2 separate regions of the Homo sapiens genome follow, and region 2 is linked to region 1. Evidence: chromatin loops called from intact Hi-C (ENCODE). Cell type or tissue: CD4-positive, alpha-beta T cell. All regions are shown on one strand. Links, peaks and the distances in the headings refer to the core of each region. The heading gives the core; the rest is flanking DNA.

Region 1 (8,777 bases), core at 2,185-7,184:
AGGGTGGTTTTTCTCCTATCTCAGAATTGAACAAATGTACCATCGGGTTTTATACCGAGACATTCAGTTCCCAGGGAAAAGGCAGGAGACAGTGGCCTTCCTCTATCTCAACTATAAGAGGCTTTCCTCTTTTACTAATCCACCTCAGCACAGACCCTTTACGAGTGTCGGGCTGGGGGATGGTCAGATCTTTCTCATCCCACGAGGCCATATTTCAGACTATCACATGGGGAGAAACCTTGGACAATACCCAACCTTCCAGGGCAGAGGTCTCTGCGGCTTTCCGCAGTGCATTGTGCCCCTGGTTTATCGAGACTAGAGAATGGCGATGACTTTTACCAAGCATACTGCTTGTAAACATTTTGTTAACAAGGCACATTCTGCACAGCCCTAGATCCCTTAAACCTTGATTTCATACAACACAGGTTTTTGTGAGCTTAAGGTTGGGGCAAAGTTACAGATTAACAGCATCTCAGGGCAAAGCAATTGTTCAGGGTAAGGTCAAAATGAAATTTCTTATATCTTCCCTTTCTACATAGACACACTAACAGTCTGATCTCTCTTTTCCCTATAAGACCTTTTTGCTTTTTTTTTTTTTTTTTTTGAGATGGAGTCTTTCGCTCTTGTTGCCTACGCTGAAGTGCAATGGCACGACTTCTGCTCACTGCAACCTCCGCCTCCTGGGTTCAAGCGATTCTCCTGCCTCAGCCTCCCGAGTAGCTGGGATTACAGGCATGCACCACCATGCCCGGCTAATTTTGTATTTTTAGTAGAGATAGGGTTTCTCCATGTTGGTCAGGCTGGTCTCGAACTCCCGACCTCAGGGGCCTCAGCCTCCCAAAGTGCTGGGATTACAGGCGTGAGCCACCAGCACCTGGCCCAATATTCAGATTTTCTATCCCATCAGATAACCAACTAACTCTTCCGGAAGAGATGAGACCTTGAGAGAGGGAATGCAGAGCTGAGAATTCCAGACCTAAAGAGCTACCTGGAAGGTACTGGTCTTTAGACCCTAAGTCGCTGTTTAATCATCTTCATAGGCTAGAAATGAAGTCAGTCCAGGCTTGGGCCACATCCTCCCAAACTCACTCTCTTCCTTCCAACTTTCCACTGTAGCACTGCAGCTGATTGTCTCTGGAACCATCCAGACCAATGGAGAAAAACATGTTCATTTAGCTGAGTCCTCAGTAGGAACCAGACAGGAGGGGAGGGAAGGCAGAAAAGGCCTGGCTGTAGTGCAAGCATTCCTGACCTCCAGTGTGGCCAGAGCCTCAGAAGGTCAGTTTCAACCCCAGCCAGGTTATTAACTGACAGTACGGGAAGGTGGACGTGATCCTCATACCTGTTGGTGCTTTGTCTCTGACTATGACCAGGTTCCATTGCCTTCTAATCCCAGCTTTTCCATTGGCCAGTTAGATCCATTTGCCTGGCCTGGACATTGAGCAACAAGATACAGATGTGAGGGTTTCAGGGTTTGGCCATGGATTTCAGTCCTCGGGTGCCCCCCCGCCCCCACCCTGCCCATATCCTGCTCCTTTCCAATGTCTGCACTCTGAAGGAGACTTGTTGCTAGAATTTATCATTTTGAGTACTCTAAGTAAGATTGCTATTATAGGATACACTTAGAAAATGCTAGCAGAGGCCGGGCACGGTGGCTCACGCCTGTAATCCCAGCACTTTGGGAGGCCGAGGCGAGCAGATCATGAGATCAGGAGATCGAAATCATCCTGGCTAACATGGTGAAACCCCGTCTCTACTAAAAAATACAAAAAATTAGCTGGGCGTGGTAGCGGGCGCCTGTAGTCCCAGCTACTCGGGTGGCTGAGGCAGGGGAATGGTGTGAACCCAGGAGGTGGAGCTTGCAGTGAGCTGAGATCGAGCCACTGCACTCCAGCCTGGGTGACAGAGCAAGACTCCGTCTCAAAAAAAAAAAGGAAAACACTAGCAGATTTAGTGGTCGTTTTTTTTTTTTTTTTTTTTGAGATGGAGTTTCCCTCTTGTTGCCCGGGCTGGAGTGTGATGGTGCAATCTCGGCTCAGTGCAACCTCCACCTCCCGGTTTCAAATGATTTTCCTGCTTCAGCCTCTCGAGTAGCTAGGATTACAGGCACCCACCACCATCCCCAGCTAAATTTTTTTGTATTTTTAGTAGAGATGGCGTTTCACCATGTTGGTCAGGCTGGTCTCGAACTCCTGACCTCAAGTGATCCACCCGCCTCGGCCTCCCAAAGTGCTGGGATTACAGGCGTAGGCCACCGTGCCCGGCCCTGACAGTAATTAAAATTGATTTGTAGGCCAGGCGTGGTGGCTCATGCCTGTAATCCCAGCACTTTGGGAGGCCAAGGCAGGCAGATCACTTAAGATCGGGAGTTCAAGACCAGCCTGACCAACATGGAGAAACTCGCCTCTACTAAAAATACAAAATTAGCTGGGCATGGTGGTGCATGCCTATAATCCCAGCTACTCGGGAGGCCAAGGCAGGAGAATCACTTGAAGTCAGGAGGCAGAGATTGCAGTGAGCCGAGATCATGCCATTGCACTGTAGCCTGGGTGACAGAGCAAGACTCTGTCTCAAAAAACAAACAAACAAACAAACAAAAACAACTTACTGGTCAGGAACAGTGGCTCATGCCTGTAATCCTAGCACTTTGGAGGCCGAGGCGGGAGGACTGAATGAGTCCAGGAGTTTGAGGCTGTAGTGTGCTGTGATCACACCTGTGAAAAACCACTGTACCCCAGCCTCAGCAGCATAGTGAAACTGTCTCTTATTAAAAAATGACATGAGGCCAGGCAAGGTGGTTCACGCCTGTAAATCCCCAGCACTTTGGGAGGCCGAAGTGGGCAGATCACTTGAGGTTGGGAGTTCAAGACCACCCTGACCAACGTGGAGCAATCCCGTCTCTATTAAAAATGCAAAATTAGCTGGGTGTGGTGGCGCATGCCTGTAATCCCAGCTACTTGGGAGGCTGAGGCAGGAGAATCACTTGAACTCAGGAGGTGGAGGTTGCAGTGAGCTGAGATTGAGCCACTGCAGCCTGGGCAACAAGAGTGAAACTCCATCTCAAAAACAACAACAACAACAACAAAAATATGAGCTGAGGGCTGGGTGCAGTGGCTCATGCCTGTAATCCCAGCACTTTGGGACTCCAAAGGGGTGGATCGCTTGAGGTCAGGTGTTCTAGACCAGCCTGGCCAACATGGTGAAATCCCATCTCTACTAAAAATACAAAAGCTAGCCACGCATTGTGGTGGGTGCCTGTAATCCCAACTACTAGGGAGGCTGAGGCAGGAGAATCGCTTGAACCCAGGAGGCGGAGGTTGCAATGAGCCAAGATCCCGCCACTACACTGCAGCCTACACAACAAAGCAAGACTCCATGTCGGGGAAAAAAAAAAAAAAAAAAAAAAAAAGACATGAGAGGTACAAGAAGGGTCAGGAAAACCACCTGCAGAGGCTGCAGAACAGTAAGAGTTAGCCAGGTGGTCAGGTGAAGGAACAATGAGGAGTACTATGGCACGGTGGCCAGGGAGAGCAGCAACATTTCAAAGTGGGATGCCAGAATAGTGAATTCCAAAAACTCCTGGATCAAGTATGACTGGAACATAAGACGAGAGAAGTGGAAAGACAGGCAACCAGGCAGACAGGCAGGGTCCCGCTCAGGAAGGGCCCTCTAAGCCACTTGACGGAGTGTGGAATTTATCCTTTCAGCATTATGCAGTCACTGATCTTGTGTTTTTTTGTTTTGTTTTTTTTTTTGAGACAGGGTTTCTCTCTGTTGCCCAGGCCACAGTGCAGTGATACGATCACGTCTCACTGCAGCTTTCACCTCCTGAGTTCAAGTAATCCTCCTATTTCAGTGTCCCTAGTAGCTGGGACTACAGGCATGCCACTATGCCCAACTAACTTATTTATTGTAGAGATGGGGTCTCACTATGTTACCCAGGCTGGTCTCAAACTACTGGCCTCAAGTGATCCTCCTGCCTTGGGCTCTCAAAGTGCTGGGAGTATGGGCATGAGCTACCCCACCTGGACAACTGAGCTGTTTTAATCTGGAGAGTTTTGTGATCAGATTTTCCCTTTAATGAAATGAAGTTTTGGCCTTCACTGCAACATTTTTACTGTTTCTCAGAGTGTGGCCCATGAACAGTTTACATCAGAACCCTGGATCGCTGCAGGTATACATGTACAAATCAGAGTCTGTATTTCAACCTAGTTTCTTCCCTGATTCGTCACTGAACACGCACAGGCGTACATACTCTAAAGTTCTTTGAAGAACCTCCAATTTAACAGCTAGAAAAGCAGAGGAAAACCTGTATCTAATATTAAAGAACAATGACTCTTCAGAAAGCTACTCACATCTTAGCCAGAAGATGGCGCAGGTTTTCCATTTACCTGGCTCCTGCCTGGCTAGAAAGATGGAAATCTTGTTCAAAAGAAATTGCTTGATCTCATTACTTAAGTCAGAAGAGGGCTCCCCAGAAATTATGATGGCAAGTGAGAAATGAGAAAGACTTATAACAGGTGGGAATAGGCATCCCATCTCCATAGATGCCACCCTTCTCTCCAGAAAGCATAGCAAATTAGGACATGTCCACAAGGCTAGAAGAGTACTACACTCCCAAAAAGAAAGCTCTAAGCATCAGGTGCGGTGGCTCACGCCTGTAGTCTCAGCACTTTGGGAGGCTGAGGTGGGCGGATCAGGAGGTCAGGAGTTCAAGACCAGCCTGGCCAACATGGTGAAACTCCGTCTCTACTAAAAGTACAAAAATTAGCCGGGCATGTTGGCAGGTGCCTGTAATCCCAGCTACTCAGGAGACTGAGGCAGGAATGAAACTGGGAGGTGGAGGTTGCAGTGAGCTGAGATTGTGCCACTACACTCCAGCCTGGGTGACAAAGCAAGACTCCATGTCAAAAAATAAAAAATAAAAAAGCTCTAATTAATCCCTCCGCCTTTTTTTTTTTTTTTAATATATTGGCTGCAGAGTTAGGGCCAGCCATTATAAGAGGGTAGGCCTTAATTTAGGAAAAACAGCAACTAGCCTCCATCCCCAGGTGCAAGTGAGAGAAGACCTCTAGTCCCAGCCGGGTACAGTGGCTTACTCTGGTAATCCCAGCACTTTGGGAGGCCAAGGTGGGCAGATCATGAGGTCAGGAGATAGATACCATCCTGGCTAACACGGTGAAACCCCATCTCTACTAAAAATACAAAAAAATTAGCCAGGTGTGGTGGCACGCACCTGTAGTCCCAGCTACTCGGGAGGCGGAGGCAGGAGAATCAGTTGAATCCAGGAGGCAGAGGTTGTAGTGAGCCAAGATCGCGCCACTGCATTCCAGCCTGGGTGACAGAGCGAGATTCCATCAAAAAAAAAAAAAAAAAATCACCTCTAGTCCCAGGGCTAGTGGACGGGGATGCACCAGGTTCCCTAGATTGTTGAACCCATCTTGCTGGTTCTCTTCCTTTGCTCCTAGTTTGAGTCCTGGCATCAGTGAGGGCTAGATGCAGAGCCCACCACGTTGGGACCTCCACTGAGAGTTAGTTTTGTGTGAATCAAAATGAAATTCTAAGCCCCCCAACCAACTGAATGGAGACCCCCACCCCCATTCTAAAGCAAGCCTGAAAAACCAGTTCAGGCCATCATGGGAAGAGGGGATCAGACAAGCCTCATTATACCATTCTCCTTTTGGAATTCAGGCACAACTGACCAGCATTAACATTAAAATAAGAGATTTTAGGCCTGGTGTGGTGCTCACGCCTGTAATCCCGGCACTTTGAGAGGATCGCTTGAGCCCAGGAGTTCAAGACCGGCCTGGGCAACAAAGCAAGCCCTCCTCTCAAAAGAAATGAAAAAAAGAAAAAGTCAGATGCGGTGGCTCATGCCTGTAATCCCAGCACTTCGGGAGGCTAAGCCAGGTGGATTAGGAGGTCAGGAGTTCAAGAACAACCTAACCAACATGGTGAAACCCCGTCTCTACTAAAAATACAAAAAATAGCCAGGCGTGGTGGCACACGCTTGTAATTCCACCTACTCAGGAGGCTGAGGCAGGAGAATCACTTGAACCTGGGAGGCAGAGGTTGCAGTGAGCCAAGATGGCACCACTGCACTCCAGCCTGGGCGACAGAGCGAGACTCTGTCTCAAAACAAAAACAAAAACAAAAACAAACCATTAAAATAGAGATCCTAAGACTGACAAAGCCCACTCTTTGTAGCAATAAGATACCAAATTCCAACGTGACTCTAGTATAGTTTCACATGACAGAGAGCAGGCCCTGAAAGAAATCCAAAGTATTTTACCCCAAAATATATTCTTCTGACATATTTTAAAATGGCCCTGGTGGGCAAATCTACATTCTAGTGGGGAAATCTACATTCTGTAGAGAATCACCTTCCCTTTCCAGGTCTTTTCCTGATCCAGAGAGATTAACTAGAGTCTGGCACCTTTTAAGGCTTGATAAGAGACATTTACCATCTGTTCTACATAATAAGAACCTTGGTTTCCACAACCCCTTATCTTAACCCAGATACTCCTTTCTATTGATTCCTAGCCTTTAGATAATAACTCTTTCAACCAAATGCCAATCAGAAAATCTTTGTATCCACCTATCCCATCTTTCTGAACCAAACCAATGCATACCTTACGTGTCTAGATTGATGCTTATGTCTCCCTAAAACGTGTAAAACCAACCTGTAACCCAACACCTTGGGCACATGTTCTCAGGACCTCTTGAGATTTTGCCTTGGGCCTTGGTCACTCATACTTGGCTCAGAATAAATCTCTTCAAATTGTTTACAAGGTTTGTTTTCCCTGACTTATGAGAGCACAGCATCCACACATTGTGCAAAATGCCTTGTTCTTCAAGACTCAGTTCCCTATTACAACTTCCAAGAAACTTTTCCCCAGACATCCTCTGCAAGTTTTGCTAATGCAACTTCCTCTGCCATTCCATGAAACCTGTTGCTTGCTTATTTTTACCTTTTCAATTAACATGTTGTGTTAAAATTACCTGTTTACAGAATCTATCTTTCCCAGGAGATGCTGTAATTGCCCAATGGATTCACCTTGCCCACTGCTGTTGGGGTGATCAGACCCAACACCAGGTCATGGGGACGACGAAGTCCGGCGGAGTCAAAGGAATGATTAAAAAGACAGTTTGAGAGAAGTGGGCCCAGGGGGCCATCGTGTGAGGCTGCGAAGGCCCCAAGCTCTGGGAGCCCACGCTATTTATTGGTGCTCAAAGAAACAGGTGGTGAGGATGTGGGGTTTGAAAAGAAACAGTGTATCAAGTGAATGAGAGACATATGGCTACTTGAGATAATGGCAGTGCTGGAAGCAAGGAGCCAGCAAGTCTAGCACACATGCAAGCTCTGCCTCAGCTTCTCTCCCAACACTCAGCTTTTCTCCCAACATGCCCCCCTTCTCTTTTTTGTAAAAACCGCCACAGCTATCATTATTACTAGCATAAGGTGGCCTCTTTCTAAAATTAATTGAGCAAGGCAATCACAGGCTGTGCAGCCCTTAATTGCCAGTTGGTGATCCAGCTTCATTTTTCTTAGCCCTTATTCAAAATGGAGTCGCTCTGGTTTGAATGCTTCCTACATATTTCCCCTTTCCCTTTTACAGAGGACCCTTAATCCTAGGGGTTGCAGAAGGATGAAGGTCCACCTTCTGTAACTTCATGCTGAATAGGGGCGATGATACTCCTGCCTACCTATTAGGGTCTCTTGTATTCAGGGTAGAGAGGAGTTCAGTCAGAAAGCATTGGTTCGTTAAGTATCTATAGGTAAAACCCTGGCACTCCAGCACTTTCTCAGCATGGCTCATACTAGGGGAACCCAGTCCATGGTTGGGATCCATGGGTCCTTCCAGTCTCCTGTTCCATGGTCGTACACATCTTGAGGGCACCTACGTGGTTTGTTCATCTCCTGCAAAAACACAAGCATACCTTCACCCCCATGTTAGTAAATCTACTGAAACAGAAGCAAAAACGTTTGTGGCTGTAGCTGGGAGGCATGCTATTGCTGAAGCATTTGTAACTCAGCTTCTGCCTCTTTGGTTAATTACCATGGGGCAAAACTTACTGTTGATAACGAGAAGCAGGCCCCTTCTAACAGAAGGCACAGAGAAAGCAAATCAAGGCTTAAAAGCAATCCTTAAACCTTCAATTTGCACTGTACAGGTGGGTCCACTAGATGTTGTGGTTCATGATAGAACTTTAGATGTTTGGTGGGCACCCACACAGGCACCTGATTGTCACCTGGAGAGACACAAGCAAATCCTCTTCCCCATAAAATTATCTTTCCTTTTTCCCAGTTCTTTGTATGTGCATCCCTCTACCATATATCTTGTCCAGCCTTTTTATTTTCCTTTTGTCCTGTCAGGAGTTGTTCAGCTGCCGTAATGGGTTGATCTTTTTGTAAACTTAAAAAATTTAATGTTAATAAAGCTAAATGCAATTGCATATGCGGTGTCTTATATTCCTGGTCCCCTTTTGCTTTTGTATTTGAGTTTTTAAAGTACTATATTAGCTCTTTCCACTATTGCTTGTCCTCGTGAGTTATACGGAATACCTGCAGTATGGGTAATATTCCATTGTTGAAAAAATGTAGCCATGGCTTTACTATAGTATCCTGGGCTGTTACCAGTTTTGATTTTTTCGGGGATTCCCATAACTGAAAAGCAAGATAAAAGATGTCCTTTAACATGAGCTGTAGCTTACCCTGTTTGACATGTGGCCCAGATAAAATGTGAATAGGTACCTACTGAAACATGAACAAAGGA
Region 2 (8,777 bases), core at 1,470-6,469, 570 kb after region 1:
CAAATCAGTAAGAAAAAAACAATCCCATCAAAAAGTGGACTAAGAACTTGAATAGACAGTTCTCAAAAGAAGATATACAAATGGCCAACAAACATATGAAAAAATGCTCACCATCACTAATGATCAGGGAAATCCAAATCAAAACCACAATGCGGTACTGCCTCACTCTTGCAAGAATGTCCATAATCAAAAAAATTAAAAAATAGTAGATGTTGGCATGGATGCTGTGAACAGGGAACACTTCTACACTGCTTGTAGGAATGTAAACTAGTACAGCCACTATAGAAAACAGTGTGGAAATTCCTTAAAGAACTAAAAGTAGAACTACCATTTGATCCAGCAATCCCACTACTGGATATCTACCCAGAGGAAAATAAGTCATTATTCGAAAAAGATACTGCACACACATGTTTATAGCAGCACAATTCACAAGTTGCAAAATCGTGGAACCAAACTAATTGTCCATCAGTCAATGAGTGGATAAAGAAACTGTGGTGTATATATGTATCATATATATGAGATATATACATATATGAGATATATACATATATGTATGTATGATATGTATGATACATATATCATATGGATGTATGATATGTATGATACATATATCATATATATGTGATGGAATACTACTCAGCCATAAAACAGAATGAATTGACAGCATTTACAGTGATCAGGATAGACTGGAGACTATTATTCTAAGTTAAGTAACTCAGGAATGGAAAACAAAACATCATAAGTTCTCACTGATATGTGGGAGTTAGGCTATGGGGACACAATGGCATAATAAGAATGATACAATGGACTTTGGGGACTTGAGGGGAAGAGTGTGAAGGGGGTGAGGGATAAAAGACTACAAATATGGTGCAGTGTGTACTGCTCGGGTGATGGGGTGCACTGAAATCTCACAAATCACCACTAAAGAACTTATTCATGTAACCAAATACCACCTGTACCCCAATAACTTAAGGAAAAAAATTTAAAAATAAATAAATAAAATTTTTTTAAAAATTGGCCAAGGATGGTGGTGTGTGCCTGTGGTCCCAGCTACTTAGGAGGCTGAGGCAGGAGGATGACTTGAGCCCAGGAGATCAACGCTGCAGTGAGCCATGTTTGCACCACTGCACTCCAGCCTGGGCAACAGAACACATTTCTGTCTCATAAATAAATAAGTAAATAAATAAATAAATCTAAGTATCTTTGGTTAAATTCCACTTTGGGTAGGGCTAAGAGAGGAGATGTGAACTCTGAGAGCCCAAATATTATGTCTTTCAAGTCTATTTTTTTGGTAAGTCAATTTTTGACTACCCTTTCTTTACTTATTGTGCCCTGTGAACTCTTCCATGTCCATACCCATTCATTGTCTATAATCTTGGCACTTTCTTATTCATTAATTCAACAAATATTTATTCCCTATCACCTTTATTTATGCATTTCTATAGATGCTAGAGATAGGGTAAATAAAAGTATGGCAAAACCAGCAATTACTTTTGCACCAACCTAATATGATTTTTTAAGAAATTTATAATTTCATTAGAGAAATAGATGTATAAACAAAGAAATTATAATACAAACATTGTGATAAGTGCAGGAAGTAGAAAATAGTGATTATTGCTTTCTTCAAACATAAAGTATTGTTAGTCAGGAGTCCTTCAGTTGTAAGTGCCAGAAACCCAATTTCAAACAGCAAAAGCAGAAAATGGAATCTATTGGCTCACATCCCTACAAATTCCAGGAATAGAACTGTGCTAAGGGACTCAAATAATGTTGTTGGGTCTTCATAGCTTATTCTGGTTTATTTCTTGCTTTTGGGGCCTTGCTTTTTTCTTCTGAAGATGGACTCTGAAGTGAATTCTACAGCACACTACCCAGATGCCTTATTTAGAATCGAAGCATTGGTTTCCTTCAGGTTTTGGGAGTGTTGGCTGCTGATGGCTCATAGTTGAGTCTCTTTCTGAGACAAAGGGAGGTGTCTCACTCAAGTTTATCCCTCCTCCCTGAGAATAGCTTGAATCCAAAGACTGATCAATGAGGGATACAAAGGGCTGGCCTCTTGCCTTGATTCAGGACGTACCTAAAAGGCCATCCAGCTTTAGAGTTACCCATGGGAACAGTTCAGGAATCTGAGGAACTTAACATCTGACTCTTGGAAGAACGGTTCTGTGGAGAAGAGGGTTGAGTTTATTTTTTTTATTCTGGAGATATAGGGATGAAATGGAGAGAAGTAAAGAAGAGAAAATATGAAGGGAAACCAAACAACTGTTTGAACTGGTGAAAGACTAGGCACCTTGCCCTGTGACTCCTCTCTAGAACCCTGCAGACTTTTATCAAGTATTTGGCTACAAGCAAGTTTTTTGTGAAACCAGTGGAAGAGTCTGTTCTTCCTCTCTCAACTGGCCTAGGATGGGATGGAACTGTAGAGCACAGGCATATTTAGGAGTTTAGAGACATAATTCTGAGGAAATAAGTTCTAGAACTTTGCAGAAGCAGTAGGTAGGGCTATGAACTCTATACATTGTAAGGTTTGACAGGCAAACATCTGGATGTATCTGTCACAGCAACTAATGTCTTAGAGAATAAGGTATAGCTTCACCAAACATTTGAGGAACTAGTAGTAAAAGTAATCAATGCTAATAAATGACAGTATAATAAAATGAAGGCAAAGTGCCACAGGAACAGAAAGGTCTTGAACAGCTAACCGATATATTAAAGAACAAATAGACTTGCCCGGCATGGTGCTATGTATCTGTAGTCCAAGCTACTTGGGAGGCTGAAGCAGGAAGATCACTTTGAACCCAGGAGTTCAAATGCAGCCTGGGCAACATAGAGAGATCCTATCTCTAAAATAAAAAAAGAAAGAAAGAAAAGATAAATTTGTATAAGTCCATTACTTGGCTTTATTATAATACAGAGAAAAACTGAGGGAAGGATTAGACAGGTCTAAAGCTATTAAAAAGAAATATAGCAAGAAAAACTGGAAGTCCATTGTCTGTGAAAAATTAAAAAAATAAATTATGTTCATTCATCTAGCACGGTGAATAAAAATAATTGACATTCTAAGGCTCCAATTAAAACATTTCCAGGCCGGGCCTGGTGGCCCACACCTATAATCCCAGCACTTTGGAAGGCCGAGGCAGGCGCATGAGTCAGGAGTTTGAGACCAGCCTGGGCAATACGGTGAAACCCCGTCTCTACAAAAAATTTAAAAAATTAGCCGGGCATGGGGGCACACACCTGTAATTTCAGCTACTCAGGAGGCTGAGGCAGGAGGATTGCTTGAACCCCGAGGCAGAGGTTTCAGTGAGCTGAGATTGCACCACTGCACTCCAGCCTAGGTGACAGAGTGAGACCTTGTCTCAAAATAAAACGAAACAAAACAAAATCCAAAAGTGTTTCCTCATGTTTTATTAATTAAAAACAAACAAAACCATAGCTGAGGAGGTTTCTCAGCTCAGAGGTTGACTGAGGAGGTTTCTCTGCAAGTGTGTTTACAACTGTGAATGGTAAATCCCACCAGAAGAAAGGCAAATAAATTAGATCGCTCCTGGAAAGCACTCTGCCTCATTCTTCAGCGGTTTTTGATGATGTGACTTAATATATAAAAAAGCACAGAGCTGAACTCAAAATGAAATAGCAGATTAAGAGAGCCATCTACTGGCAACTCATTGAAATCTGTTTAATTTGTTACGTTTCTATGCCCAATATTTTCTCATCACTAATTCTAGGGTCAACTTTCTAGACATATTTAATCTGCTCAACCTTCATGTTATACTTTTTATGAAGGAGGATATCTTTAATATAAGCTACAATTTGTAACACAGATACCCAGGTTTAGGAATTATTCTTTGAAATTTAGCCAACTTGTCTATTACGCTAAGAATGATGATGACAGTACATGTGATGTTTAGTAAAGTGACCAAAATAAAAGCAGACGACATATGTCCAGCACTGATCCATGTACTTTACTTGTATTGATTCTTATAATCTTCACAAGAACCTTATAAAGGAGGTACTATTATTATTTTCATTTTGCAGATAAGGAAACTGAGTACGGAGAAGTTAGATATCTTGCTCAAAGTCCAACAGCTAATAAGATTTTCCCTTCAGATCAGACACAAGACATAGATATTGTTCTTGTCACTTCTATTCAACATTGTTCTAGAGGTTCTAATCAGGGCAATTAGTTAAGAAAAAGAAATAAAACACATCCAAATTGGAAAGGAGAAAAGCAAAACTATCTGTTTATGGATGACATCACATATACAGAAAGTAAATCCTAGGTAATCCACAAAAAAGTTTAAGAGTTAATAAATAAGTGTACTCAAGGTGGTATGGTACAAGATCAATATGCAACAATCAGTTATTTTTCCTATTCACTAGGAACAAGTAATCTGAAAATGAAATTAAGAAAACAACTTCATCTACAATAGCATCAAAAAGAATAAAATACTTAGGAATAAATTTAACACAAGAAATGCAAGATTTCTACACAAAACATACAAAAATCATTGAAAGAAATTAGAGGTTTAAATAAATAGAAAGGCATCTGTGTTCATGGATTGGAAGACTTGATATTGTTAAGATGTCAATACTCTTGAAATTGAGCTACAGATTCAGCGTAATTCCTATGAAAATTCTGGCTGGCTTTTTTTTTTTTTTTACAGAAATTGACAAGATTATTCTAAACTCCATAAGGAAATGCAAGAGACCCAGAAGAGCCAAACAGTGTTGAAAAAGAAGAAAGTTGGAGAACTCACATTTTCCAATTTCAAAACCTACCGCAAAGTTATAGTAGTCAAGACAGTATTGTGCTGGCATAAGGATAGACATATATATCAACAGAATAGAATTGCAGGTTCAGAAATACATCCATAACTTATGGGCAACTGATATTCAACAAACATGCCAATACAATTTAGTGGGGCAAAAATAATCTTTCCGACAAATGACACTAGGACAACTGAATATCCACTTGCACAAGAATGAACTCTTAACCTCATAGCATATACCATCGGAACTCAAAATGGATCATAGACCTAATTATAAGAGCTAAAACTATACTTTTTTATCTTTCTACCTTGTCTAAATATACTTTTATAATAACAAATTGGGAAATATGGTTAAACTTATGGTTTTCTGTTATTGAATGTCATCAAATTGATGAATAACAAATTGATTGAATATCAAAGTTGATTGAGCTTAATTAAGTATTATTGTGTATGTCTGTGTATCCTGTTGATAGACTGGCAATATTTGGGCAAGTAATAAAAGAAAGACATACATAATTTATAAATTATTGCATACTATATTAGTTTGCTAGGGCTGCTATAACAAAGTACCACCAACTGAGTGGCTTAAACAACAGAAATTTGTTATCTCACAATTTTAGAGACCGGAGGTCCACGATCAAAGCATTGACAAGGCCATGCTCCCTCTGAAGGAGCTAGAAAAGATCTGTCTCATGCTCCTACTGGAAAGTATAATTCCAATCGTCACCTAGAGTTATCCCTTCATGTTTGTCTCTGTGTTCAAATTTCCCGTTTTAATAAGGACACCAGTCATATAGGATTCACAGTTCACCCTACTCTGGTATTATCTCACTTTACCTTAACTAATCATATCTGCAATGATTCTATTTCCAAATAAGGTCATATTCTGAGTTACTGGGGTTTAGGATTTCAACCTGTAAATTTTAGGAGCAGGGGACACAATTCAACTCATCACACATGCTTATTCCATGAGATTAGTTTTCTTCCCTTAATTTCAACAAAATAACTAAATGTGTTTTTATAATCAATATTTTTACATAAATTGTATTTTATTGTAAAATGGCCTGAGGAATTAAAAAATAAAAAAGTATAAGGTCATAAAATTTGCATAAATTTTATAAAAATATAAGTTAAAATAAATGTAAAATTTAACAATTATTTTTATATTTTAAAAAGTTATTTTTCTTCTGAAATTGTTAATTTCATTTATTAAAATTCAAAGCAAAAATTTTATTAACAAAATAAAAATTATTCAAGTAAAATAAAAATTTAATATTTTGAAAATATTTAATAGTATTTAATTTTAATTTTATTTAACTTGTTAAATATTTTTATAAAGATAAAACTATTTGCACTGTTAATGTGCAATGCTTGTCATGTTGCCAATGTAAAGAATTGTTAAACTACATCATGAATTATTATGTTTAGATCTACGTATATGTATATATGTACATTGAGGAGTAATATGTAATGTTTAATATTGCAAAATCTTTCTCTTCCACTACATTATTTATTTTGAATAACAAGTTACTCCAACTCTTAGTATTTTTTTTTTTGCAGATGGAGTTTCACTTTTGTTGCCCAGGCTGGAGTACAGTGGCACGATCTCAGCTCACTGCAACCTCTGCCTCCTGGGTTCAGGTGATTCTCCAGCCTCAGCCTCCCGAGTAGCTGGGATTACAGGCACCCACCACCACACCTTGCTAATTTTTGTGTTTTTAGTAGAGACTAGTTTTGCCATGTTGGCCAGGCTGGTCTCAAACTCCTGACCTCAAACTCCTGCTTGCCTCAGCATCCCAAAGTGCTGGGATTACAGGTGTGAGCCACCATGCCCAGCCTCTTAGTGGTTTTAAAGAATAACATTTATTATCTCACACTTTTTGTGGGTTAGGAATTGCCATGGCTTACTTAGGTGGGTCCTCTGCTTCCTGGTCTCGGACAAGGCTGCAGTCAAGGTGCTGGCCAAGGTTTTTGGTTTTTGGTCTCATTTGAAGGCATGACTGGGGAGGAATGTGCTTGCAAGTTTACACAGTGATTGTTGCCAGGATTCAGTTCTTTGCAGGTTGTTGAACTGAGGGCCTAAGTTTTTTACTAGCTGTTGGTCCTAGGCCACCCTCAGTTGTTTGCCATATGGGTCCATCCAACAATAGCAGCTTGTTTCATCAAAGCATGTGAGCCAGGAAGGCAATAGAGAGAGTCTGCCAGTAAGATGGAAGCCATAGTACTTTAAAGGGCATAAATACAATGAGGTGAGAATCACTGGAGACCATCTTAGAAGATTGCCTGCCATAGTAACAATACGTAACTCTTGTGAATACCATGCTGCTTCATGAGTACTTAGGAACCACAAACTGGAATAGGAACAGAAGCAAGAAAGTGGATGCTTTGCTCTAATGGAAAATGATTCTTGGCTATGGAAGAATCTATTGCATTCATGCTAAAAGGAAGAATTTGACAAGTTAATTAATTACTCTTTTTTCTTACCTAAGCATTTTGCTACTCAAGTCCTCTCCATACTCTGAAGCAGTATTTATCTTTTATATTGCCACCAGGAAAACCCACAGACTATTACAGCATTTGAACACAGTTGCCTTTGGTAGGGCAAGAGATTCAGAGAAGCATTTCTCTGAGTCCTGAACAATGTTACAATGTTAGTCCTGAGAATACATGTTTAAGATGAAGGGTTGCACTGAGCCAGTGCTGAACACCAGTTAGACAATGATGAAGGCACTCATGGTTTTTTTTTTGTTTGTTTTGTTTTGTTTTTGTGTGTGTGTGTGAAAGAGAGAGAGAGGGGTATATTATATATAAGACCCTCTAAAGCATGAGGATACAAAGTAGCAGTTCTTTTTGCTCACGGGTAGTGGCAGAACTGCTGTTTAAGCCACCTGTAACCCAGTAGGGACTAAATATTATTATACTTCTTGGCTTGTCTAACATGTCTCAATTTTTAGGTGATTTGAACTCAGATCAGTCTGACTCCAAAACTCACATTTTCTCTTTCTTGCCTTCTTTTACTTCCTTTCATTCTTTTGAAAGTTACTATTTTCTAATTACAAATATATACACACACAAATTATAAATGATTTGTGAAATGCAGAAAAGCAGTAAAAAAAAAGAATTATTCAAAGTTTCATAATCTAAATGCCAGCATTGTTGATATTTTGATCTGTATTTCTTGATATTCTTTCTTCTAAGTGTAATTTTTCATTTTTTGTTTAACAGAGGTGTGACTGTTTTGCAAGTATAATTTTTTATTCAGTTGTTTTCACTTACCATTACAACATAAGGCACATTTCCATGTTATCATGAACTATTCATAAACATCATTTTTAACAATCCCATGCTCTTTTTTTCTACACTACACTGCTTTCCAGGGAAAGACAGTAAGTCAAATATTGCTCATAAACATTCCTTGTGTTAGTCTAAATTTCAACCTGGCCCAATTTCAGATTCCTCTGAATCTAAAAATAACCTTTCTCTCTCTCTCTCTCTCTCTCTCTCTCTCTCTCTCTCTCTCTCTCTCTGTCTTGGTAGAGGATGAGCTATTTTTGGTATTTGGAGACTCAGGAATTCAGTGGGCTTGGAAGAAGAGGGAAGGGTCAAACTGGGCCATTTGTTACTTTAACCCAAAGCCAGGTCTCAAACTTTGACTTGGAGCAAGGTTCAGAAGGAAGCTACTAACTTAATATTAACTCTTGATATCATAAAAACTCTACTTTTAAAATACAATTATAAAAAAACCTAGCTTTATATATATTTTTATATATTTTGTTTGTGTGTATATATATAGTGTATATATATATTGTGTATATATATAGTGTATATATACTATATATATTATATATACTATATATTATATATAGTATATATATTATATATTATATATAGTATATATAATATATAGTATATATATTATATATATAGTGTATATATAATATATATATATATATATATTTTTTTTTTTTGAGACAGGGTCTCACTCTGTCAACCAGGCTGGAGTGC

What was found. Peaks named below come from ENCODE experiments on the same cell type or tissue, not always from the same donor. Only the 100,000 strongest peaks of a DNase experiment are listed, where the experiment ranks them.
Region 2: it touches region 1 in a loop (12-fold over the local background); 33 of 110 quality-filtered maps call a loop at or near these places.

Annotation. Positions count from the first base shown.
Region 1 is chr1:62,171,395-62,180,171 of GRCh38, forward strand. No RefSeq gene overlaps it. Among named protein-coding and RNA genes, the nearest start is that of L1TD1, 19 kb to the right of the region's middle. RefSeq lists an enhancer at 5,593-6,140. In CD4-positive, alpha-beta T cell, for the core only: a CTCF peak has its summit at 4,395 (motif pointing right); a DNase peak (open chromatin) is centred at 4,387.
Region 2 is chr1:62,743,070-62,751,846 of GRCh38, forward strand. No RefSeq gene overlaps it. Among named protein-coding and RNA genes, the nearest start is that of ATG4C, 37 kb to the right of the region's middle. In CD4-positive, alpha-beta T cell, for the core only: CTCF peaks have their summits at 3,665 (motif pointing left) and 3,866; a DNase peak (open chromatin) is centred at 3,652.